3 separate regions of the Mus musculus genome follow, and regions 1 and 2 are each linked to region 3. A link is a loop called in an ENCODE intact Hi-C map of the cell type or tissue named here. Cell type or tissue: heart. All regions are shown on one strand. Region 1 overlaps Fkbp5 (FK506 binding protein 5). Region 2 overlaps Fkbp5 (FK506 binding protein 5). Region 3 holds the start of Fkbp5 (FK506 binding protein 5).

Region 1 (4,000 bases), 57 kb after region 3:
CTAGAGGGGGAGACAGGGGAGAGCAAAGGAGAAGGAGGTCCAGGGTTAGCCTTGGTGACAGAGGAGTTGGAGGTCAGCCTTGGAGCACATAAGATTGTCTCAATAATGACAGCAGTAACAATGCCAGGCCCTTCTGTAGCAGCACTTGTGCACTGCAGGCTCCTGGAAGGGACAAGAGAAGGGTGTACTTTTATATTACAGTATCATTTCCTACCAGTTCTTGTGACTTTCACATGCACACATACAATAAGTAAAGTAGTCCATTTTAAAAGAAGAGTCAGATAGATGGGGCTGGTAAGGTGGCTGGGTGACCTCAGCCATGACCCCTGGAGCCATGTGAAGATGGAAGGAGAAACCAACTCTACCAAGTTGTCTTCTGGTGACCTCCACATGTGCACCAGGGCACAGGCACACGTCATACACAGGTCATACATTAATCACACAGGAGTGAGACAGAGGAGCGCTGGCTCATTTTTTTTTAAAAGATTTATTTATTATTATAAATAAGTCTGTCCCCAGATGTACTAGAAGAGGGCATCAGATCTCATTACGGGTGGTTGTGAGCCACCATGTGGTTGCTGGGATTTGAACTCATGACCTTTAGAAGAACAGTCAGTGCTCTTACCCACTGAGCCATCTCACAGCCCCGGCTCATTTCTTAAGATGAGGTAGAAGATTACGAGTTGAGACTAGCTGGACTGTGTAATAAGACCTTATCTCAAAAGGCCAAAAGAGAGGGAGTTATATGTGGTGGTGAATGTGAGGGCAGCAGCTTTTCTTTATTTTACTAAATAATTTATTCTTTACTAAATACCAGACTCTTTGTGTGTATATACTGTGCCATGCATTTGGGGTGGGGGCTGTTATTATGTTGTCTGGGTCAGGAAACAGATTAAACTTGCACAGGTTTGCAAAGCAAACCTAAGGTTGGAATCTGGTACTTTGAACCCCTACAGTGCATAATCCTCCCTTTAGTAATCAAGAAAGAAAGTGAAGCTATTAAATAAAAAGGAGTTCAGAATTGAATGATAATATGCTGCCATATATTGAGGTGTTGGTTTGTATTGTTTTGTTTAGGTTTTTCAAGACAGGGTCTCACTATGTAGTCCTGGCTGTCTTGGCACTCTGTATGGACCAGGCTGGCCTTGATCTACCCACCTCTGCCTCCCAAGTGCTGGGATCAGTCCCCTAGAACTGAAGTTACAGACAGCTGTGAACTGCCAGGTGGTTGCTGGGAACTGAACCTGGGTCCTTGGGAAGAGTGGCCAGTGCTCTCCACCGCTGAGCCATGTCTCCAGCCCCTAAATGAGACATAGTTCATGCTGCACATGATAAGAGTATTACTCAAGCATGGTGCACACACCTGTCTGTCATCCAGGAGTCCTAGACCCAGACACCATCTGCCAGAATTCAGAGTTCTAGGCCACCTTGTGCTGCATTATGAGGCTGTCTTAAACTTTCAGAACAAAGACTTGTAAATATTGACACTGAACAGGTTGCCTGCTACAGGTCCATAAGAGAGCAGTAAAGCTGAGTTTCTCAAGTTGGCAAGAAAGGAAACTTCCCAAATGTTACAGTTCTTATGATTTGGCAGATCTGGGGTTTGTTTGAAGATTTTCTTTGACAGATTTGGTTTTTGTTTTTGTTTTCTTGTTTTCTCTTAGGCCAGGTTATCAAAGCCTGGGACATTGGGGTGTCTACTATGAAGAAAGGCGAGATCTGCCATTTATTATGTAAACCAGAATATGCTTATGGCTCGGCTGGCCACCTCCAAAAAATTCCATCAAATGCAACTCTCTTTTTTGAGGCAAGTATGTGTAGTGCTGTGCATGTGCGGCCATGACACGGAGCTGCGCTGGCCGCTGGCAGCCTGCTCCAGCTTATTTATTTTGGAGCTTGGCTTCTTGAATTGTTTCCCACACATCCAGGGGGTGTGCCAGTGCTTTCTTAGAAATGTGTCTGGCACAAAGTGGGCATATCCAAACAAACAAAAGTCACAGATGTGGAAGTAAAAGTTCTGGTCAGTAGAGGAAGTAAGTCATATGCATCCTGACAGGCTGGAAATGGTGGTGGGGAGTGTAAAGTTGTGAAGGTTTCCGACTGTCTCCTCATATCCATCAGGAGCTGTGAGTCGTGGTCCATTGTTTACTGCGCTGAATTAATTACACATAATTGGCCAAACTGGATCTTTATCTAACACGGTGAAAGCACTTCTCAAGTCAGTTGAAGGCCAGTTTCTTAAATCTTAAGGTGGCAAGGTCACAAGTCTGGGGTGGGAAGCGGTTGTCCTCAGAGTCAGCCAAGACTGTTTTGCGCCAGCACCTTGTCCTCCTGGCCTTTTGCCCACAAGGCAGTTGTCCTACTATTTCCTGTCTGTCTTTGCACGGCAGTCCCACAGGATGCAGTCCTAGACGGTGTCATTACACGGAGTTCCTTCCAAGAACTGCAGAGTACATCGCTCTCATGTCCCACGTTACTCTTATCTAAGCTGTATAGATAAAGATGTAGCTTAAAGTTTTATAAAAATAACTGTTAAACTGGCTTTCATCTTTGCATTCTAGATTGAGCTCCTTGATTTCAAAGGTGAGGATTTATTTGAAGATTCAGGCGTTATCCGTAGAATCAAACGGAAAGGCGAGGGATACTCAAACCCAAACGAAGGAGCAACGGTAAAAGGTGAGTAGTGAGTACTGCCGGGAGCCAGCCTTCCCTGAGGAAGGAGACATGCTTCTAAGAGAAAAAGTCATTAAACTGTCTATAAGAAGAAGAAAATCTATCTAAAACAACTAGAATGATTTTCTTGATTTTAGCATGTATATAATATTTAGACCAATATTTTATTACACAAGTCTAGTTTGGGTTTAGTTATTTTCTTCTTGCAGTGTTATAGGTAACATGTCATTCAGGATTGGTTCTAAACAAAGAAGCTCTCAACCAGGAACAGGAAATTGGGATCTAAGGCTGGCTCTGCACCTCTGGGCCTCTCCTGCGCCCTCACTTCTTCCAAGACTGAGGCTGTGCTGGGCTTCTTGGTCTCAAAGGCTCTGCGAGCCCCAAAAACCCACATTGGGAGTCGTGCTTATGAAAGTCGAAAAGGCTAGAGACAGCTGTGACACAGCCACTTAAAAGCTTACTCATAACATGTTTTCATCGTTTATTATGAAAAATTCAAATCTATACACCAGGGTTTTTCCTGTGCTGTGGGAACTCCTCCAGAGTCAGTGATTCATAACAACTTGTTTTGTTTTGATTTAGTTTTTGAGACAGGGCATTTGTTGAGACCAGGAAGTTAATAGGGCCATCCCCTGTCCCACTCTCGTTACCATACTAACTTCTTTTCTAGTCTGGATACAAATTCAAAACCTGGAGCTGCATTTAGCCCTCATGGCTTTATTCTATTCCAATGAATTAGTCTTCCATCTTTGTTTCCTGTGACTTTGACACTTTTTTGTTTTTGTTTGTTTGTTTGTTTGTTTTTCGAGACAGGGTTTCTCTGTGTAGCCCTGGCTGTCCTGTAGACCAGGCTGGCCTCAAACTCAGAAATCTGCTGCCTCTGCCTCCCGAGTGCTGGGATTAAAGGCGTGTGCCACCATCGCCCAGCAACTTTGACATTTTTGAAGACAACTTTCCATTTGCTAGAGAATCCCATAGTTGTTGTCTTATGCCCACAGGGACTAGATTGAGCTATTAGAAAATGCCCTGTGCGTGGCGCTATGCCCTCTTTAGCTCATCATTATCATCATCACCACCATCATCACCATCCCTGTCAAGAGGCATGTGGTGACTTGGCACTGGTGACTGAGGGCTAGGGTAGAGCCTCCCATGCTTCTCTTTTGTCAAGTTATTCTTTGTTGTGAGTGCTGAGTGCTTCAGAAACGGAATGCTGGGAAGCCCCCAGCCTCTCCACAGCGTCCACAATGCACTGCGTCCACAATGCACTAGTGAGGTCTCTGGACAGCAGTTATCACTGTGCTGTGTGATTGGTGGTAACTTTCTCATT
Region 2 (4,000 bases), 78 kb after region 3:
ATCTGATGCCCTCTTCTGGTGCGTCTGAAGTCAGCTACAGTGTACTTACATATAATAATAAATAAATCTAAAAAAAAAAAAAAAATGATACTGGCTGGGTACCAAAAAGGCCCTGCAGACCGGCATGGATGACCAGGCTCGGCCCTCCCAAGAACCTGATGAGGAGAAAACACTGAGCCTTGTGGCCACAGTGATAAGATGTCACTTACAGCTGCCCCAGGGAATTACTGCCTCTCCAGAGCCCTGTCTCCTCAGGACCCAGGAACCAGTGCTTTATCCCCCAGGGCTGACACCCACACTCATTAAGTGAAATTTCGGAGTGCTGTGCCCATTGCTTGCCAGCCCACTTCCAAATTCCTGCTGTCTCCACATCAAGTGAAGGGCTTCTCGATGAGTGTTCAGAGCGGGCAGTCTTCTGCTGGGCCAAGTGATGCTGTGCAAGTGGCTGACTCCTGTCTCTGCCTTGTAGTGTGGAGACCCAAGCCAGAAGCCAGCTTTGTTGGCACACCTTTAAGCACAGGGCTCTGGAGGCAAGTGTATGTATGTGAGTTTGAGGCTAGCCTGGCCTACAGAGCAAATTCCAAACAACTAGGGCAACACAGTGAAGCCCTGCCTCAAAAAAAAAAAAAAAAGGACTTGGAGGGAACCCAAGTTTTCTTTGCTTTTTCTTTCTTTTACCAGCAGTCTTTAAACACAATTATTGGGGTTTTTGTTTGTTGTTTGGGTTTTTTTTTTTTTTTAAGATTTTATTTATATGTAAGTACACTGTAGCTATCTTCAGACACTCCAGAAGAGGGAGTCAGATCTCATTACGGATGGTTGTGAGCCACCATGTGGTTGCTGGGATTTGAACTTCAGACCTTTTGAACTCTGGACCTTCGGAAGAGCAGTCGGGTGCTCTAATCCACTGAGCCATCTCACCAGCCCCTGGGTTTTGTTTTGTTTTGTTTTGTTTTGTTTTTTATAGCACTATAAAGCAGAGACCTGAGGCTACTCTTCATGAGCCTCTGTACTGAGAAATGCTGTCACATCTACTACTGACTTACATTAGGGGGTTGGAACAAGAACACCATGTGGGACAACTGCAGAACTATGGGGCCATAGTCACCTCAAAAGAAACACTGGCAGAGACAGTGTGTATTTGTAACAAAGTTATAAACTAACGTATGACTCATGGGCAGCCAAGCAGATGGCGATAGGAGCCCTGAGCAGGGATCTGGAAATGGAGCTGTCCCTTCCATGTCATTGAGGCCAATCACCTGTGTTGCAGGGAGCCTTTCAGGGGTGATAAGTATATTTCAACATGTTTCAAATCTTCCTAAAATGACCAATCTGGATAAAATCTGGATCACTAGTCACACATACGGAACACATTATTTTTAACATGTAATCTGATAGACAGGATCTTTCAAAACATCAGTCTGTTGGGGGGAAAAAAATTAATGAAAGGTTCAAAATCACTGACCTAAGACTTACCCCAGAATGTCTCTGAACATTTTGTCTCACCAAGCACTTCCTGGAGGCTCCTTCCTCATTCTAGGTGAGGAGCAAGGCACCGCCCACCGCCGCCCCACCCCCCCACCCCCCCAGTCAGGCTGTCTGCTTCAGAGGCTGGAGGACTGCCTTCTGTCTGCTTGTCCCTTCTCCCTTCAAAGTTTAAGGAGCCTTTCTTTTGGCTGTGCTGCTCTGGCCAGCGTCATCTTCCCAGAGTATCTGACGTGATGTGTGCCATGTGCAGAGTGTGGGTGACTGTAGGGATGGGCTGGACTACAGTTCTATGTCCCTTAATATCTGCATGATCTATTCACCTGCCAGGCCAGTTTCAGCTGTGGGCAGAGAGGGACTGAATGTGGTATTTAGACTGATGTTGAAACTTCCTTTCAACCTCTGAACACTCATGCAGAGACACAGAAAGCACTGTCCTCATCCGGTTCTGAAAGTTACTGTCAGGCACTGTAGCACTGTCACTGCACAAAGGAAGGCTAAGGACGCTCTGCTGTGTGCGGGCATCTTGCGCCCCCTAGTGCTCCTTGGGAAGGAAGTGTGGCCGCGGCTGGCTGATTGTGCTTGAGAGCTGGAGTGTTGTAGGAAGAGCTCTACATCGTCATGGCTCCCTCTCCCGAGTGCAGTCAGGTCTGCCATCCCTTGTACAGTCGTACAGGAAGGGTCCTCTGTATTCAAGCTTGTAATTACTGTGCAGAAAAGAACTGTCACCTATATTCCAGGTTTACTCGTGTTGTTACAAGCTGCCATTCCGTGGTGCAGCTGTACCTACAGTAGTCAGCACGCTGTCTCCACCCCACAGTTTGTTGTTTAGGGCATGTGCTATGTACAACATTCAGTGTTTACAACTCTCAGAACTCAGTAGTAAGCAGGACCATATCTAGAGTCTGGTTACTCTGAAACAGCGCCTCACAGGGGTCACATATCAGATATCAGGTGTCTACGTTCTGATTCATAACAGTAGCAAAATTACAGTTATGAAGTAGCAACAGAAAACGTTTCATGGTTGGGAGTTTTATGGTTATGAGAAAGGGGGTCATAGCGTTAGGAAGGCTGAGAAGCACTGCCTGGGAGCTGAGGCAGGAAGACTGAGTTTGGCACTAGACTTGTCAATTTAGCAAGGCCTTTTCTGTGTGAAATAAAAACATCAGCCTAGAAATAGAGCAGGGATGGTGCTTGCTTAGTATGCATGAGGCCTTGGTACGGCGGAGGAGGCTGCTAGACCAGACAAGAGCAGGACAGTCTCTCACACGGTAAGCTTGCTCTTTAGGGTTATGTACACTGTGTGCTATCAATGGCCGTGGTCAGCACAGGGCATTCTGGCCCACCCACTCTTAACAATCACATGGTGCCGGGGTAGAGCCCCGGCACTGCAGCTCTGCCGTGCTGCCTCTGCTTTCACTGCTACTGAGAGCCGAGCGTTTGCACAATCTGCTTTAGACAGGCCTGCTGTGTGGGGACTGCCAGTTACCATATTGCAGTATTTACTATCAGTGCTGAATGCCAAGAGAAAAGAGGAAAGTCACCTCCTCTTCCATAAGCCAAATGGCTCACCATCCTTTTGAAAGACTGAGGAATGTTGGTTCCAAACAGTGTAACCTCCTGCTGCCAGGCTGAAAGAACACTGAAGCAGCCATGCGGTGGCATTACCCTGGTCCAGGCCACCTCACAGGCCAGCAGAGCTTCCGCAGAACTAGGGAGGGACAGGAGATAGAGTGGGGCTGACATGCAGAACTATTCCGTGTGAGCACTCGGCTAGGGCAGGCCACGCTCACACTTCACTGCATCCTTTCCAGATGGATACAAGTTGTTGGGGGCTTTTTTCTCCTAGGGAGGCAAGTACACGCAGGCCGTGATTCAGTACAGGAAGATAGTGTCCTGGCTGGAGATGGAATACGGCCTGTCAGAGAAGGAGTCCAAAGCCTCAGAGTCGTTCCTCCTCGCAGCCTTCCTGAACCTGGCCATGTGCTACCTGAAGCTCCGAGAGTACAACAAAGCCGTGGAGTGCTGCGACAAGGTGGGTGAGCCGTACTTCACTCTCCGTTTATCTGTGTGGCACCTCTGCCCCCTTCAGGCTGTTCCTCTATGGTCAGCATGAGCTGGGACGCCATAAAGGATGGGGCTTTTTGTGCACTACTTTTATCCTGCATTTTACATAAAGCCATTAACAGAATTGATAAGAGTCTTCATCTGTGGTCTTCCTTACCCTGGTCCTTTGTGGGAGAGGAGACAAAGAGCCTTGAGGTTCCCTCTTTATTGTTTTGTTTGCAAGGCTGGGGATTGAACCCAGGGCACTGTGCATGCTAGGCAAACACTTTACCACTGAGCCATACAGCCTACCCCCAGTGACACACTTCCTCCAACAAGCCACACTTCCTAATTTCTAATCCTTCTAATCCTTTGAAACAATTCCATTCCCTGGTGATGATGTATTCAAATATATAAGCCTGGGGGGGGGGGGAGACATTCTTATTCAGAGCATTTACCACCATGGTTA
Region 3 (4,000 bases):
AGAGGTCTTTGAGGATAGGGAAGGAATGACCATACCACCATGTGGGTGATAGACATTGATATATATCATATGTGTTATATGGACATTGATATATATCACCATACAAGGTGACATGTATCTTCATAAGTTCTAAAGTGAGACAAGACAAAAGAAACCAAAACTAGGGGCTGGAGAGAAGGCTCAGCGGGTAAGAGCACTGACTGCTTTTCCAGAGGTCCTGAGTTCAAATCCCAGCAAACACATGGTGGCTCACAACCATCTGTAATGAGATCTGATGCCCTCTTCTGGTGTGTCTGAAGATAGCTACAGTGTACTTAGATATAATAATAAATAAATAAATCTTAAAAAACAAAACAAAAAACCAAAACTAAAATAAAAGCAGACATGGAACCAGGAAACATGGAATTTTCCTGTGGCTACAAAATATTCCATAGGTAATTGGGACTTTTATAGTTTCTCCTCCCCTCAAAAAACAAACAAACAAACAAACAAACCAACCAACCAACCGGGGGTCTGGAGAGATTCCCTAGCTGTTATGAGCAGTTGCTCTCACTGGTTGTTCTCCCAGAGGCTGGGAGAGCACAGGATGCTTCCAACTCCAGTGACAGGGGATTCGATGCCCTCTTCTGACCTCTGTTGGGTACTGCACTCACATAGTAAACACACACACACACACACACACACACACACACACACACACACACACACCCAGCAGGCGAAACACTCATCATAAACGTTCTTCTAAGAATCTTCTTAAAAACCGAACAGTTAGAGTTCAAGTCCCCAGGTGCAGCTCCTGAGCGTCTATAGGAGTCACCCAGACGTGGCGAGGGGGTGCCATCTCGAAGCTGACCTAGCTCAACAGCCATCCTTTGGGTTCCTTTTTGACCTCATCACCTGGGCTGCTTGCTGTGTTGGAGAGGCAGAAACCTCAAGGGAAAGCGACATCTTCACGCCCACTGGGTGTCCAGAGAGAGAGGTGCTAGGTGCTACATCGCATTTTCCCAGTCTCTAAGGAGCATCTTCAAGTTCAGGAGGTTATTTTCCGGGGTCAGCATGGCCCGACCTCTGCAGCTCGTGAAGGGCAGGCTGGGTGGACAGACAGGCAAGGCAGACGCTTGTCTGGTCAGTATTTAGTCTGGAGGCAGTGGACGACGAGGCGAGGTGTCAGTCAGCTTCCTCCATCCCTCTTCTCCGGCCCCCACAAAGGGCAAGGGCCAGACACGTGGGCAGCGGTGAAGAGGCGGAGATGCAAACGAACGGGGCGGAGCCTCATTTGCATAGGCAGTGCACGGCCACCAATCGGGACGGGCGGAGCGACAGCCCGCGCGCCTTTTGGGGGCGGATTGGCAGCCCCGTGGCCCTATGGGAGGTGGGTCCTGCGGCCGGCGGGGGCGGGACGACGGCGGGCGCTGCCCGGCGCACTAGCCGGCTTGCGGGCGCTGCCAGTCTCCGGCGGCGGTGTCCGGCGCGCGGCTGAGCGACCGAGCGTGCGGACGGAGCGGCGGCCTGCTGGGCGGGCTGAGCGGCGCGCGCGGCGGCGGAGAGACGCGGAGCGAGGGACGCGGCGGCGGCGGACGCGGCGACAGGTACGGGCGCCATGGCCGCGGGAATGGGGCGCGCGCACGCGGCGGACCCCGGAGCCAGCCCCGTGCTCGCGGTCCCGCTTCTGCCGCCCCTCGCGCGGCTTCCCCGGGATGGCGTGGACGGGACGCGCGGGAGGCCTGGGCCCCGCGTGGGAGGTGGAGCGGCCGGCGCTCTTCTCCAGCGTCTCCCTCAGCGCGGCGGCGGCGGCTCGCTCGCCCGCGCGCGGCTTTTGTTTCCCGCGCAGCCCACAGGTCCGGGGAGCCCCGTGTCGCTCCGCCACGCCGCCCTCCGGACGCGGAGGAAACTTGGCCTTCCGGAGCCCTGCAAGCCCCGCGGATAACGGAGTGCTCCGCCGCGTCCGCGGGGCCGCGCGATGGGCGTGCCGGCCGGGCACCGCCCTCACCTGCCGCTCCCGAGCCGGCTCGCACCGGGCAGGCAGGTGACCGGAGGGTCTCGGAGGTACTGAGGAGGAAGGGCTAATTAAAAGTTGTCTCGGAGGTGGCTGAGCGGGTACAGCCGCTTGCAGCCAAGCGTGACGACCTGGGTTCGATCCCGGGAACCGACATGGTAGTAGGGGAACCGACTCCAACCGCGAGTTGTCCTCTGACCTCCCTGTGTACACAGCACAAACACCACTGGCTCCGATACACATTCTCATCTCTCACCCCCGCTCTCAATAATACTAAGGAAATAAAAGTTATTTTAGGAATCTTCATTCCCTTCGCCCCAGCGGCATCACCACTCCTGTTCCGGCCATAGTCCTTGACTCCAAACCCAGCATTTTGTGTGTGTGTGTGGGATGAATCTAAGGGAGCACGTTGCATTATGACCATCTTCCTCCTCCTCATCTTCGTCTGTGGATGAGCCAGGTGGAGCGCTTGCGCCTCATTTTTTAAATAATTGGTGTCTGCAGCCATGGCGAAAGCGTTGGAAGGTACAGATCGTAAGCAGAGCGTGCAGAACTTGGGACAGCCCTCGGCGGGGCTCGGGACAGGGTGTACAGCGCTTGGCCGCCATTCAGTAAATTCTGCATGCGGCAGTTGGGAGCTGGTGGTTTGGGGATTTTTTTTTTTTTTTTTTTCCCTTCTTCTTCTTTCAGGAGTGTGTTTTCCAGCGGACCAGGGCGTTGAATAGGCACTTTCTTTGCTTCCTTTAGGGGAAGGAGAGAGTGTTTATTTCTATTGTCATCCCATTTTCTTAGGGCTGTGGACAAGGGAAAAGTTAAGGTGTGTTTGGGTTAAGCATTTTGTCTTTTCCTCCCCACTTCTTGCTGTTAGCTTTATATGTTGTTAAAAATTATAGCTTTTCCTCTTGGTGTCTGAATCAATTCAAGAAATGACTTGGAAAAAAATCTTACTTAACCGTTTTCTGTTACTCTCCCAGCTGATCCTCATTTGCCTGACTTTTTGGGGGGGGTATTTTTTTTTTGTTTGATAGTTGAAACATCAAAGTTTTATTCCTTTGTTATTGGGAGTTTACTATTCAATTAAAGCACGTATAAATTTCTGTAACCTAATACTCTCCACACAGCTTTCGCTTTGGAGTGCTACAGAAATGGTGTATTTTAACTATATTTATTTATTTATTTATTTATTTATTTATTTTTCGAGACAGGGTTTTTCTGTGTAGCCCTGGCTGTTCTGGAACTAGACCAGGCTGGCCTCGAACTCAGAAATCCGCCTGCCTCTGCCTCCCAAGTGCTGGGATTAAAGGCGGGCCCCACCACGCCCGGTTTACCTATTTTTAAATGCAAAGGTTAATAATGACACTGGTTTGTTAGCAGCACTGAGTGTTTTTAGCTTTCTTCCCCTTTGTCTTCTGATATGTCTTGTGTGGTAACTGCCTTGGGTGTAATCTATACTTCAGAAATGTTGAACTTCAGAGCACAGTTCGTTTTTATTTAATTACACTAATTGATTGAACAATCATTTTATTCATCTAGCTAGTTTGAGCTAGCTATGAGTTGGGACCACTTGAGATTGATTGATTGATTGATTGATTTTGAGACAGGGTTTCTCTGTGTAGCTCTGGCTGTCATGGAACTCTGTAGACCAGGCTGGCCTCCGAACTCAGAGATCCAACTGCCTCTGCCTCCCGGTGCTTGGGATTAAAAGCACGCGCCACCACTGTCCAGCCACTTGAGATCATTTAAAATTAATTTAGGAATATTTTCTGCAAGTTGTTTTAAAACAAAAGTTCATCAGTGGGGGCTTTTGTCATTCCAACATTTCACAAAAGGATGTTTCTCTATTTACTTTTTAGTTTTTATATCCATCTATCTATCGTCTGTGATAGATCGATCTGTCATTTGTGAGAGTACTTGGCACTGGTGTGGTTGTCAGAGGACAACTTTGGAGTTTTGTTTTCTTCTTGCCCTGTGTAAGTCCTGGACTTGAAATTCAGGTGGCTTAGT

What was found. Hi-C counts contacts between places; a loop is a spot of excess contacts. Peaks named below come from ENCODE experiments on the same cell type or tissue, not always from the same donor. Only the 100,000 strongest peaks of a DNase experiment are listed, where the experiment ranks them.
Region 1: a loop joins it to region 3, with 2.3 times the contacts of the local background. A loop is called at or near these places in 3 of 42 quality-filtered maps.
Region 2: a loop joins it to region 3, with 3 times the contacts of the local background. A loop is called at or near these places in 5 of 42 quality-filtered maps.

Annotation. Positions count from the first base shown.
Region 1 is chr17:28,427,028-28,431,027 of GRCm38, reverse strand. Fkbp5 (FK506 binding protein 5) reads left to right here. Exons shown (of 11, transcript NM_010220.4): 4 at 1,665-1,807; 5 at 2,562-2,676. Among named protein-coding and RNA genes, the nearest start is that of Gm22146, 17 kb to the left of the region's middle. In heart, no CTCF peak of the experiment used is centred here; DNase peaks (open chromatin) are centred at 1,977 and 2,337.
Region 2 is chr17:28,405,605-28,409,604 of GRCm38, reverse strand. Fkbp5 (FK506 binding protein 5) reads left to right here. Exons shown (of 11, transcript NM_010220.4): 9 at 3,335-3,520. Among named protein-coding and RNA genes, the nearest start is that of Gm22146, 39 kb to the left of the region's middle. In heart, a CTCF peak has its summit at 2,026 (motif pointing left); a DNase peak (open chromatin) is centred at 2,014.
Region 3 is chr17:28,483,541-28,487,540 of GRCm38, reverse strand. Fkbp5 (FK506 binding protein 5) reads left to right here and starts at 1,392. Exons shown (of 11, transcript NM_010220.4): 1 at 1,392-1,589. In heart, CTCF peaks have their summits at 303 (motif pointing left) and 1,878; DNase peaks (open chromatin) are centred at 1,370, 1,940 and 2,540; H3K4me3 peaks cover 2,147 bases; H3K27ac peaks cover 1,918 bases.